Regions from separate parts of the Homo sapiens genome. Here all the other regions are linked to region 1. A link is a contact called in ENCODE Hi-C or POLR2A ChIA-PET data. All regions are on one chromosome and are shown on one strand. The core of a region is the stretch at or near the end of the contact, and the rest is flanking DNA. Distances in the headings are between cores, read along the strand shown. Region 1 has its middle 20 kb from the start of HLA-DQB1. Region 2 overlaps TSBP1-AS1 (TSBP1 and BTNL2 antisense RNA 1). Region 3 holds the start of BRD2 (bromodomain containing 2).

The links. Hi-C counts contacts between places; a loop is a spot of excess contacts on that map. ChIA-PET counts read pairs that join two places held with the same protein, here RNA polymerase II (POLR2A). Pooled maps may share reads with other maps.
Region 2: a map of B cell shows a loop between it and region 1 (2.7-fold over the local background). The contact joins two enhancer-like sites. A Hi-C loop is called at or near these places in 1 of 168 maps with a recorded cell type or tissue (B cell), 2 of 37 single-sample maps with no recorded cell type and 4 of 50 pooled maps.
Region 3: a pooled map shows a loop between it and region 1 (4-fold over the local background). The contact joins the promoter of BRD2 here to the enhancer-like site in region 1. A Hi-C loop is called at or near these places in 3 of 37 single-sample maps with no recorded cell type and 4 of 50 pooled maps. POLR2A ChIA-PET finds 5 or more read pairs at or near these places in 5 of 52 experiments (GM12878, HEK293, T-cell and 2 more).

Annotation. Positions count from the first base shown.
Region 1 is chr6:32,684,506-32,688,414 of GRCh38, reverse strand. No RefSeq gene overlaps it. Among named protein-coding and RNA genes, the nearest start is that of HLA-DQB1, 20 kb to the right of the region's middle. Within about 2 kb of position 2,659, at least 3 of the 41 ENCODE cell types and tissues checked have a DNase peak (open chromatin) inside an H3K27ac peak, as active enhancers do; they include B cell, where a contact is called at or near this core.
Region 2 is chr6:32,269,498-32,273,756 of GRCh38, reverse strand. The region is part of intron 1 of TSBP1-AS1 (TSBP1 and BTNL2 antisense RNA 1); the gene reads right to left. Among named protein-coding and RNA genes, the nearest start is that of TSBP1-AS1, 16 kb to the right of the region's middle. Within about 2 kb of position 2,181, at least 3 of the 41 ENCODE cell types and tissues checked have a DNase peak (open chromatin) inside an H3K27ac peak, as active enhancers do; they include B cell, where a contact is called at or near this core.
Region 3 is chr6:32,966,459-32,970,717 of GRCh38, reverse strand. BRD2 (bromodomain containing 2) reads right to left here and starts at 2,124. Exons shown (of 13, transcript NM_005104.4): 1 at 1,662-2,124. It overlaps LOC124901302 (a long non-coding RNA gene), which reads left to right and starts at 2,197. Exons shown (of 3, transcript NR_190904.1): 1 at 2,197-2,573. RefSeq lists enhancers at 353-891, 10-1,209, 2,508-3,047.

The DNA.
Region 1 (3,909 bases), core at 1,410-3,909:
GTTTCACCATGTTGGCCAGGCTGGTCTCAAACTCCTGACTTCAGGTGATTCACCTGCCTTGCCTCCCAAAGTGCTGGGATTACAGTTGTGAGCCACCGCGCCCAGCCAGTTTATTATTTTTAATGTTTTTTAATGTAATGTAATGTAATTAATATAATAGGCACTGGTGAATAGGCACTGGTGAATCTACCACCTGGCACATAGATGAGAACATAGACAATAACTTTATAATATATTTGAGTCTATTAGGTTAAGCTTACTAATTGTGTTGTTTAGATCTTTTATATCCTACTTTTGCCTTCTTGACTTATAAAGAACCTAGAAACATATATTAAAATATCATACCATAAATGGTAGATTTATTGCTTTCTACCTAAATATTATATCAATTTTGATTCATGTCTTTGAGGATATTTTATTAGATGCACCTATATTTATAGTTGCTATGGACCTCAGTCATATGTGGAAATGAATTCTGCCAACAGGCAGTGAGCTTGGAAGAGGACCCCAAACTCAGATGAGAATTACAATGTCTCTGTGACTTGAGTCTTGTGACATCCTAAGCAGAAAGCCCAGGTGAGCTCTGCCTAGACTTCTGACTTAGAAAGCTGATGTAATAAATGGGTTTTGTTCTAAGCTTCTGCATTTGTACTAATTTTCTGTGACAGTGGCTAGAAAACTAATACAATATATTTTGCTCATTTAAGGTTCACGTACTGCACTATAAGCACTTTCTTTTAATATAGCGCAATGCTTAAAAATTGATATACATTTCACATATTAACTCTTGATTTTTCATTTAAGTTGTGGTTGTATTTATGATGATTTAAAAATATAGTCTAACAATATTTTTCTATATGGTTTCTTTCTTTTGTTTTATTTAAATCATTCCAACACTTTTTAATAAAATAAATATTAACATGTATCTTTTTCTGTATTTTGAGTTCCTTCTTGATTTACATTTAAACTTTTAATCTAACTCAATATCATCTCTGTATGTGTGTATGTATGAGCTCTTTTTATTTTCCTACTAAATAACCAATAGACCCAACATCATTTTTAGTAAATTTCCCTCATTCCACTGAATAAAAAGTCCACTTTTATTATGTACTACATTTTTAAAAATTTATCCAACATAAATTCAGGATAACTTGTTCTGTTCTTGAAAGCAGTTCTAATGTGGCATTCTTTAACAAGCAAGAGTAAACTTCCCAGTGCACCATTTAAAACACTCCAAACCATTATTGCAATCTCTTGAAAAACATTGAATTAGAATTGTGTTTCTAATACCAAGGAAAATGATTTAAAATTCTCTTAAAATAACTTTTTCTTCTAAAAATTTCACCTGAGAATGTCTTCACCCACCAGAATTTCCTCACCACTACGCTGCTTTCTCTTCCATTCCACATAGGTGCCATGTTGTTCAAGTATATTGCAAAAACTTGCCTCCTAACCCCTTATATCTCACGGACTTCCAATCCTCATCAGCTACAGTCCTTTACCCCACAAACCTGGATTGACTCCAAAAGAGTGAAATGGGTTCTTCTGTGCCTCAAAGAAATGAAGAATATAAACTATAACACTGGAAGCTTCTTCGAAATATGTTTATGTCCCATCCCAAAATTTTCTCAAAAGTTTAGTAACTTCTAGAAATAAAATACGGTAGCCCCACCTTATCCATGGTTTCACTTTCCATAGTTTCAGTTATCTGTGGTTAATCACAGTTTGAAAATAGGGGTGTATAGTACAGTAAGACATTTTGAGAAAGAGAGGGGACCCCATTTACTTAAGTTTTATTACCGTATATTGTTAAAATTGTTCTATTTTATTATTAGTTTTTGTTTATCTATGACTGTGAATAATTTATAAATTACACTTTATCATAGGTTTGTATGTGTATGAAAACATAGTACGTATAGGGTTTGGTACAATCCGTGGCTTCAGGCATCTACTGTGGGATCTTGCAGTGTATCCCCCATGAATAAGGGGAGACTACTATAAATACAATTTCGATCTCGTTAATCATAACATAAATTTGGATCTGCTTCTGTGCAGTCAATGTTGTTCCACAGTTGACTTTTTTTTTTAGTGGCAGTAGAAACATGTTTTAATTGTTTAGCTTTATAATTATTTGTAAGCATCTACTAGAGCAACACCCCCTCATTTTTATCAATAGCTATTTTTATATTTATTATTCTTGAAAAAAATTAGAAACATTTTGTTAACAAAACTATCTTATTGATATTTAGATTAAAGCATCACAAAGTCTATGTATTTTGTTTGGAAAATTGACACAAATTGTCTTGTTCAAGAATGTGGTACTTTTATTTATCAAACTTTTCTTCAGTAAACTTCTTCTATTCTTTTCTGTGGATTGCACACATGACTAGTAGACGCTTTGATATTTTCTATGTTTATTGCTCTTTTAAGTGATTTTTTTTTTTTCTGTAACAGACTTACTGGCTCAGTCAGCCAGAGACAAATGATGCTGCTTCACTTCTTCTCATTGGCTGGCAAGGAAAGTACTTAGTGGTTTAACTCAAGCACAACTTCTGTGAATCTTTTTTTTTTTTTTTTTTTTAAAGCAGCATCCCGTATTTGGTTACACTCTGGTCTAGTAACCACTTCCTTTGGGCAAGACAACCTTCTCCACCTGCAAGAGCCAGGCATGTGATTAAAAAAATTTCCTTTGTGGTCACTTAGTTATTATTCTTCTTGCTTTGAGTGTTTGGTTGCTAGTTTCATGTACACACTTTCCACTAAAGCTGTTCTTTACAACTTGTTATAGTAAGTTTTGATTCACAGAATATTTTAGGCTCATCTACAATATAATAATTTCCCACAAATGTAAAGAATATAAGTTTGTACAGTTCTAAATATCAGTAAAACAGCATGGAGCAGAGTGCTCGTATTTAACTTCAAAAAAGGTAGTATTTCCATAGGTGCTTTCAGGATAATAAAAATTGATTTGATTGATATAGACTTATGGGACAATATGTGAGAATCAGGCTCTGCTCTAAAGGATAGGAGAAAGGCGGGCAGGGAGTACTTAATATGGTTTGAATTCCAGACACACAACCTAGTTGCCTAATTTGGCCTCATCCACCAGCTTGAATATTTTCGTGAGATTCTGTCTTACATCTCTGGTAATACTAAAACAAAAAATGAGGACCATTTCAAGTAAGTCTAGCTCAGGAGAAACCATTAAAATTGTTATATTCTCTGTTTAATTTTTTCTACAATTATTATTTCTTCTTTTTATATTAATTAGAATAGGCCAGACTGCTACAATAACTAGACTTGAAAGTGTATGAAGGCTGAAATACAGTAGAATTTTATAACTCACTAATGTAACAGTAGGAAGATACTGATGATTTGTGAGTAGCTCTTCTCAAGCTGGTGATTCAGGGATCCAAGCTGCCATACTCTAATATGGTGCCTCTCATTTTTTTTCCTGTGAAAATTAACATACTTTAATTTTTCTTCAAATAGGGAGGTCAGGAAAAGTGGCCAATTGTGATCTAGAAGATTAAGGCAAGACGGTTAGTGAAATTTACAACAGTGTCCACTACGTTGTCATTATGGCTGTAACTAATATTCATCTCCCTCCATCACAAGCCGCTCCTGATTCCCCTCATCCTCTGAATTTAGTATAGTTTGTTTTTCTGTTTGAGTGACAGAGACAACTATTCCAGAAAGGTCTATACAGTTATTTACCCTGTCCTTGCTGGATTGATTGTTTTAGTGTCTACTGATGGTCATTACCATGCATAAAAGTACTAAAAGATATCGTTGTATTTCCTCTAATTTGTTCCTGAGGCATCTCTCGTAATAATGGCTATCAACTGTAGTCCTCCTCTAATGAAGGGAAAAGTAATATGCATGGTCTCAACAACCAGGACTACAGTC
Region 2 (4,259 bases), core at 932-3,431, 410 kb after region 1:
TTTGTCAGATGTATAGATTGTGAAGATTTTCTCCCACTCTGTGGGTTGTCTGTTTACTCTGCTGACTATTCCCTTTGCCATGCAAAAGCTCTTAAATTAAGTCCCAGCTATTTATCTTTGTTTTTATTGCATTTGCTTTTGGTTCTTGGTCATGAAATCCTTGCCTAAGCCAATGTCTACAAGGGTTTTTCCAATGTTACCTTCTAGAATTTTTATAGTTTCAGGTCTTAGATTTAAGTCCTTAGTCCTTCTTGAGTTGATTTTTGTATAAGGTGAGAGATGAGGATCCAGTTTCATTCTCCTACATGTGGCTTGCCAATTATCCTAGCACCATTTGTTGAATAGGGTGTCCTTTACCCACTTTATGTTTTTGTTTTCTTTGTCAAAGATCAGCTGGCTGTAAGTATTTGGGTTTATTTCTGGGTTCTCTATTCTGTTCCATTGGTCTTTGTCCCTATTTTTATACCAGTACTATCCTGTTTTGGTGACTATGGCCTTACAGTATAGTTTGAAATCAGGTAATGTGATGCCTCCAGATTTGTTCTTTTCCCTTAGCCTTGCTTTGGCTATTTGGGCTCTTCTTTGGTTCCATATGAATTTTAGGATTTTTTTTTCTAGTTCTGTGAAGAATGATGCTGGTATTTATATGGGAATTGCATTGAATTTGTAGATTGCTTTTGGCAGTATGGTCATTTTCACAATATTGATTCTACCCATCCACGAGCATGGGGTGTGTTTCCATTTGTTTGTGTCATCTATGATTGTTTTCAGCAGTGTTTTGTAGTTTTCCTTGTAGAGGTCTTTCACCTCCTTGGTTAGGTATATTCCTAAGTTTTTTTGATTGTGTGATTTGTTTGTTTGTTTGTTGCAGCTATTGTAAAAAGTGGTTGAGTTCTTGATTTGATTCTCAGCTTGGTCACTGTTGGTGTACAGGAGAGCTACTGATTTGTGTACATTAATTTTGTATCCAGGAAATTTGCTGAATTATTTTATCAGTTCTAGGAGCTTCTTGGAGGAGTCTTCTGGGTTTTCCAGGTATACAATCATATCATCAGCAAACAGTGACAGTTTGACTTCCTCTTTACCAACTTGGATGCCTTTATTCTTTCTCTTGTCTGATTGCTCTGGCTAGGACTTCCAGTACTATGTTGAAGTGGTGAAAGTGGGCATCCTTGTCTTGTTCCAATTCTCAGAGGGAATGCTTTCAACTTTTCCCCATTCAGTATTATGTTGGCTGTGCGTTTATCATACATGGTTTTTATTACATTGAGGTATGTCCCTTGTAGGCTGATTTTGCTGAGAGTTTTAATCATAAAAGGATGCTGCATTTTGTCAAATGCTTTTTCTGTGTCTATTGAGATGATCATGTGATTTTTGTTTTTAATTGTTTATGTGGTGTATTACATTTATTGACGTGCATATGTTAGACCATCCCTGCATCCCTGCTATGAAACCCACTTGATCATGGTGGATTATCTTTTTGATATGTTGTTGGATTTGGTTAGCTGGTATCTTGTTAAGGATTTTTGCATCTATGTTCATCAGGGATATTGGTCTTCAGTTTTCTTTTTTGTTGTTGTTATGTTCTTTTGTTCTTTCCTGGCTTTGGTATTAGGATGATACTGGCTTCATAAAATGATTTAGGGAGGATTCCTTCTTTCTCTATCTTGTGGAATAGTGTCAATAGGATTGGTACCAATTCTTCTTTGAATGTCTGGTAGAACTCAGTTGTGAATCCGTCTGGCCCTGGACTTTTTTTTTTGTAATTTTTTTATTACCATTTCAATCTTGCTGCTTGTTATTGGTCTGTTCAGGGTATCTAATTCTTCCTGATTTAAGGTAGGAGGGTTTTCTCTTCCCAGGAATGTATCGATCTCCTCCAGGTTTTCTAGTTTATGCACATAAAGGTGTTCATAGTAGCCTCAAATGATCTTTTGTATTTCTGTGGTGTCAGTTGTACTATCTCCCATTTCATTTCTACTTGAGCTTCTTTGGATTTTCTCTCTTCTTGGTTAATCTTGCCAATGGTCTATCAAGTTTATTTATCTTTTCAAAGAACCAGCTTTTTGTTTCACTTCTGTATTTTTTTGTTTCAATTTCATTTAGCTCTGCTCTGATCTGGGTTATTTCCTTTCTTCTGCTGGCTTTGGGCTTGGTTCTTGTTTCTCTAGTTCCTTGAGGTGTGACCTTAGGTTGTCTATTTGTGCTCTTTCAGACTTCCTGATGTAGGCATATAGGGCTAAGAACTTTCCTCTTAGCACCGCCTTTGCTGTATCCCAGAGGTTTTTGTAGGTCATGTCACTATTGTTATTCAGCTTGAATAATTTTTTAATTTTCATCTTGATTTCATTGTTGACCCAATGATCATTCAGGAGCAGGTTATTTAATTTCCATGTATTTGCGTGGTTTTAAAGGTTCCTTTTGGAGCTGATTTCCAGTTTTATTTCACTGTGGTCTGAGACAGTGCTTAACATAATTTCAGTTTTCTTAAATTTATTGAGACTTGTTTTGTGCTCTATCATGTGGTCTATCCTGGAGAAAGTTCCATGTGCTGAAGAATTGAACGTATATTCTGCAGTTGTTGGGTAAAATGTTCTGTATATATCTGTTAAGTCTATTTGTTCCAGGGCATAGTTTAAATTCATTGTTTTTTTGTTGGCTTTCTGTCTTAATGATCTGTCTAGTGCTGTCAGTGGCGTATTAAAGTCCCCCACTAGTATTGTGTTGCTGTATATATCATTTCTTAGGTCTAGTAGTAATTGTTTTATAAATTTGGGAGCGCCAGTGTTAGGTGCATATATATTTAGGATTGTGATATTTTCCTGTTGGACAAGAAATGCCACATTTTAAAAATAAAAATTATCAAACTGGATTAAATGGCAATATAAATGTCAGTTGATAGGATAGTTAATACTATACTCAACAATGTAATGAAGAGTAAGAAAGGGCTGGGCTTTGTGGCTCATGCCTGTAGTCCCAGCACTTTGGGAGGCCCAAGGGAAGAGGGGCTGGCTCTCACTCCCCGCATCGCGGGGGGCGCCTGAGATAAGGTGGATCACCTGAGATAAGGAGTTCAGACCAGTCTGGCCAATATGGTAAAACCCCGTCTCAACTAAAAATACAAAAAAATTAGCTGGGTGTGGTGGCGGGCACCTGTAATCCCAGCTACTTCGGGAGGCTGAGGCAGAAGAATCGCTTGAACTCAGGAGACAGAGGTTGCAGTGAGTCGAAGTCACGCCATTGCACTCCAGCCCGGGCGACAAGAGCGAAACTCTGTCTCAAAAAAAAAAAGTAAGAAAGAACTCAAACTTATACGTAGTGATCATGACAATAAGGAATTTTGTCTGTGTGAGCTCTGAAAATTTTATAAAGTTTTTAAATATGGAGTTCATGCTTAGTGATTGAGTTATTTAATGTCAAATGATATCTAAGCATTTATTTTTAACATTTCATTAATCAAGTACACAATATGTATTTAAGGAATTATGATAAAGTAAACCAATCTTCTACCCATATCACTATACCTATTTGATTCATCAAAATTTGTCCTCCCTAAATTCCATGTTCTGCAATGTGTTTAGAAATAAATAGTAAGGCATGGCGCCACACACCTGTAATTCCAGCTACTCAGGAGGCAGGGCAGGAGGATCACTTGAGCCTGGGAGTTTGAAGCCAGCCTAGGCAATATAGTAAGACCCTGTCTCAAAAATTAATTAATTAATTAATTAATTAATAATAACAAGTGGTAGCCTTGCTCTTGGTCAAAACATTGACTTTGGGCTGGGCGCGGTGGCTCACGCCTGTAATCCCAGCACTTTGGGAGGCCGAGATGGGCGATCACAAGGTCAAGAGATTGAGATCATCCTGGCTAACACGGTGAAACCTTGTCTCTACTAAACATACAAAAAAATTAGCCGGGCGTGGTGGCAGGGGTCTTTGGTCCCAGCTACTCAGGAGGCTGAGGCAGGAGAATGGCGTGAACCCGGGAGGTTGAGCTTGCAGTGAGCTGAGATCGCACCACTGCATTCCAGCCTGGATGACAGAGCGAGACTCTGTCTCAAAAAAAAAAAATTTTTGGCAGGGCACAGTGTCTCACGCCTGTGATCCCAGCACTTTGGGAGGCCAAGGTGGGCAGATCACAAGATCAGGAGTTCGAGACCAGCCTGGCCAACATGGTGAAACCCCATCTCTACTAAAATACAAAAATTAGACGGGTGTGGTGGTGCACGCCTGTAATCCCAGCTACTTGGGAGGCTGAG
Region 3 (4,259 bases), core at 875-3,374, 280 kb before region 1:
CCAGAGCATCTCTGGGGCCGTCCCCGCCCCCTTACAAGAGAGTGAAAGGATCTCCCCCACCCGAGAAAACCTGGGCTTTGGTGGGGCGTCCCCTCCCCCGTTTCCCCTTTCTTCGCTACCAGGGAGAAAACAAACTTGTGTACGTATCTGGGAAAAATAATCAACGTAGGTGAACAAATATACGGTAAGATTCCCCCTCGCCCCGGAAGGGCTCGTAAGGGCCTAGGTCCTTGAGCTGCAACCACGCCACCCTCCCTCCTCTGCAGTAGCCCTTCAACTCCAACCTCGGTTACTGCGTCTAAAATGGCCGCCAATCTCCTGTCTTCTGACCCCCCGAGTAGGGCAAACCCCGGGAGGGCGGGGGAAAATGAGCGTCAGGAGAGCAGAGTCCCCTTCCCCCAGCCAGGGATCAGGCCCTGGCCCCCAAAAGTACAAGCGGCCCCGTTTGGGTGGCTGCAGCATGGAGGGCAATGACACAGCAACTTTGCAGAGGCCTTTTCCCCTCCCCCTAGCGGCCCAACCTCCCAAATCTGCTTTTCTCCACCGGGGCTCTGCAGGCCAGGACAGAGGCCCATCAGGGGGCCGGCCATGGAATAAAAACTTAGGAGGCTGAGAAAATACTAGGCCTTAGGAAAAGGGCAGCCAGACATTGCTCTCGTTTATTCCCTGCATTCCGGAAAATCACTGCCTCCCGATCCTCTATCCTCCCTTCCCCCACATGAGTCACCAGGGAGGCTACTGCTACTCAGTAATTTGGGAAAGTAACTCTTTCCTCCTTTCCGTTCCCTCCCCCGCAGTACACAAGGAGAGAACTGTTCAGGACTGGGGGAGGGGATGAGGGAGGCGATGGAAGAGGCCACCCTGGAGAAACCCGAAACCTTGGGAGCTGTGAAATCATTCCAGGTCCCGAGCCTCCCTCGCATCTCAGACCATGCTGTCTAGACCCCCTACTGCCAGCACCCACCTTGGGCCTGGTTTCTGTTCCTAAGCAGACCTCAAGCTTTCAGCTTGTAAGCACCCCAGCCTGGAGTAGACACGTGCTCAGTAAAGACCCTACAGGGGCAAAAGGCCCCACAGGCCGTGTCCACGTGAATGCACACAAATTCGGTAAGCGACTCGAAGCGTAACCTCCAGCCTGCGGTGTGACGACTGGAGCTCCCCTACCGCGGACACAAAGGGCGCACAGCAATGCTCCCTCCAGAGGCTCTGGGGAGAAAGGAAGTTGGCGCCTGGGAACAACCTCAGTTCACAACATGGGTGGCCAACTCCTAAAGCATTCACATCCACGGGTAGGGGCCACAGCCACCACTCCTCAGCCCACCGCCAGGTCACCCCTCCCTCGGCCGCCGATGGATCCCTTCTCACCTGGCTCCCGGCTGCTGTACCCCCAGGGGACGAATGGAATAGGGGGGGCCACACCGCCCCCTAACCCCTTTGCCCTCCAATGGGTACGGAGGCATGAGGCTGGCCATTCCCCTCCCCCCCCATGGCCCTCTCCCGCTCGCCCCCCCTCCACGCTCCCATTGGCTGTAAAAGGTTTGAAGGACAAATCTTCCCACTCTCAGGATTCTTTCCTGAACCCCAAGAATCCCCCTCCCGGACTCCCCACCATTGGTTAAGCACTTGACTGACATCTCCGCCCCACAAGGGCCCCTTCTCACCTGGATCCTAAAGCCTTCCAGGGGGCCTCCAAAGTTGCCCTCGGCTTGGTACGGGGTATGTAATCCGGGGTGTCAACCCCCCCCCAGAAAACGAAGCCGTGCTGGGGGAGGGGGCGTAGCCCCCAGCCCCTCCCTTCCCGAACGGGCTGGGGGGGTGGGGAGAGCATCGGGGCCGCGCGGCCACGTCAGCAGCACCCAGATTGGCTGACCGGGGTCACGTGCCCGCTTCCCCCCCACCCCCCGCCTTTCCCCCAGCCACGAGGACCAGCTTTCCGAACGTTCCTGGGGGTCGCGCCAAGGGGCCAAGGGGGCCGCATGGCCCAGGCCTATGTCCCGAAACCCAGAGCGCTATAACGCTGCTGCTTGTCCATATCCCCAGCTTCCTATCCCGCAGTCCTGGACTCTGTCCCCCCCACTCGCCTCTCCATACGAGTTCAGCATGGCTGCCGCAGACCAGGAACACACACAGCGCAGGCGCAAGGGTGCGCCCTGACTGGGGGAGGGGGAAGGAGGGCCAGAGGCTGCGGGGAGAGCCGTAGTGCGCAGGCGTCCGGACCGGAACCGCATCTCCGGCGGCGGGGCTTGGAGCGCGCGCTTTTCGTGGGGCGGGAGCCCGCGCCCGGGTGCTGACCTCCTGCCTCAGCGCCCCCTCCCCCACTACCCGCGGCCTAGCGGGGTAGCCTCGGGTGGCCAGGCTTGTTTCCTCCTCGGTGGGTGTAAGGTGCGGCTTCGCTGGTCCTGGCCTGAATCCAGCGGAAGCGCACGCTGCTGAGCTGTCAGCGGAGGAAAATGGGGCCTGGACCTGGAGATATGAGGGTCTGGAGAGAGGGGCCCCTTCCCTGGTGTCGTGTGGTGCGACCACTGGAGAGGGAGTTTCTCGCCCTCGTCGCGCCTGCCGCGCGGAGAGATAAGGTGCGGACCGCAGATGTGGACTTCGTATTTGGCTTTAGTCTTAGGCAGCCTTAAAATCTCTCCGTGCCGTGAACCTACGCTAGACTTTTCTTTAGTGAGACCTGTGAGTCCCTGGACCGCTCTACCTTCTACGATATTTACCAGCTGATAACTTTTCCTTCTCTATTTATTTCGTAGTGGACCGTTTAAACCTCTTATACTCTTAAAGTTATGATCTCTCCTCTCCCAAGCTTGAGTGAATTCCCCCCAAAATTTTGGAACTGGTAACATAAAATGTTATGGTGATTCAGTTGCCAGCTAAAAAGTAAGCCTTTAATTTGTCATTAGCCGATAACCTCTCCCTTGATTACCCAGAGTATGGTCCAGATTTTCACGCTGCAGACCCTAATCTCTCCTCACCGACAGATGGCACTTCACAGAACAGAAAGGCCAATTTGCAGAACTGGCTTCCCATTTCCCACCTGCAAACTGGGTCAATTGTGTATTCCTTTCTCATTTCACTAGAGGTCCTCCCTTCGGTTTGAGGAAATCCTTTACTATTGACCTGGTCAACCTTCTCTGTTACCCGGAAGCTGTCTTCCCTTCTCCCCCTTTTGACCTTTTTAAACTTTTCTCTTGGTTTCCCCGCTGACAGAAAGATAACAACCCTCTCAATATCGTGCCCTCTTAGAGACTCATGTCTCTCGGCTTCCTTGCACAGCCAAGACCTGAAATTGAAATTATCCTTACTATCTCAATTCTTTGTCACATTCTCTTTCCCCATCCCCACTCTTCAAGCTACCTCTGTCAGGCTGCTACCACCAAAACTTTTCTGGCAGATGTCACCAAGAACCTCCTAACTGGCAAAGTCAGGAAGCACTTTACAGTTCTCACTTTATTTGACCTCTGAGGCATTCGACATTTGATCATGTTTCCTTCCTGACATTCTCTCTACCCTTGACTTCTATACCACTCTCACTTGTTTCTTTTCCTATTTGTGTAACTGTTCCTCTCCAGTCTCAGTAGATTTTTCTTCCTTAGCCCCTTTTTATGTGTTGATATTTGCTGTGATTCTTGTTTGCTTCTAATTTTGTTCAACTTCTCTAGGTAATCTGACTCCATGGCTCAAAGCCTCTGAAGTCTGAATCTTTAGTTCAGACAGCTCTCTAAGCTAAACTTTCTACTAAATATTCCCACTGGGATAACTCTCAGACACCAGTATGTTCAAAATTGATGAAATCACTATACACTCTAGACCTGCTCTTTCTCTTCTGTTGTCCTGAGTAATGGTGGCTGTTTAACCACAAAGTCTGTAATCTGGGAGCCTGTTCTTGATTTCCTTTTCTCACACCCTTACAGACTCATAATTTTGCCTCTTAACTATCCATCAACTCACCCTTCTGTCCTAATTCTATCACCTGAGCTATACCAACAGTCTCCTAAATTATTTGCTAGACACATGGCTATTTGGATTTAAATTAATACAATTTTAAATTTAGTGTCTCAATACACTAGCCACATTTTAAGTTCTCAATAGCCACATGTGACTAGTGGCTGTCATATGGGAAAGCACAGATTATTGAACATTTGTGTCATTGCAAGAAGTTGTTTTTTTCTTTCCCTGATACGGAGTCTTGCTCTGTGGCCTAGGATGGAGTGCAGTGGCGCAGTCTTGGCTTACTGCAACCTCTGCCTCCCGGGTTCAAG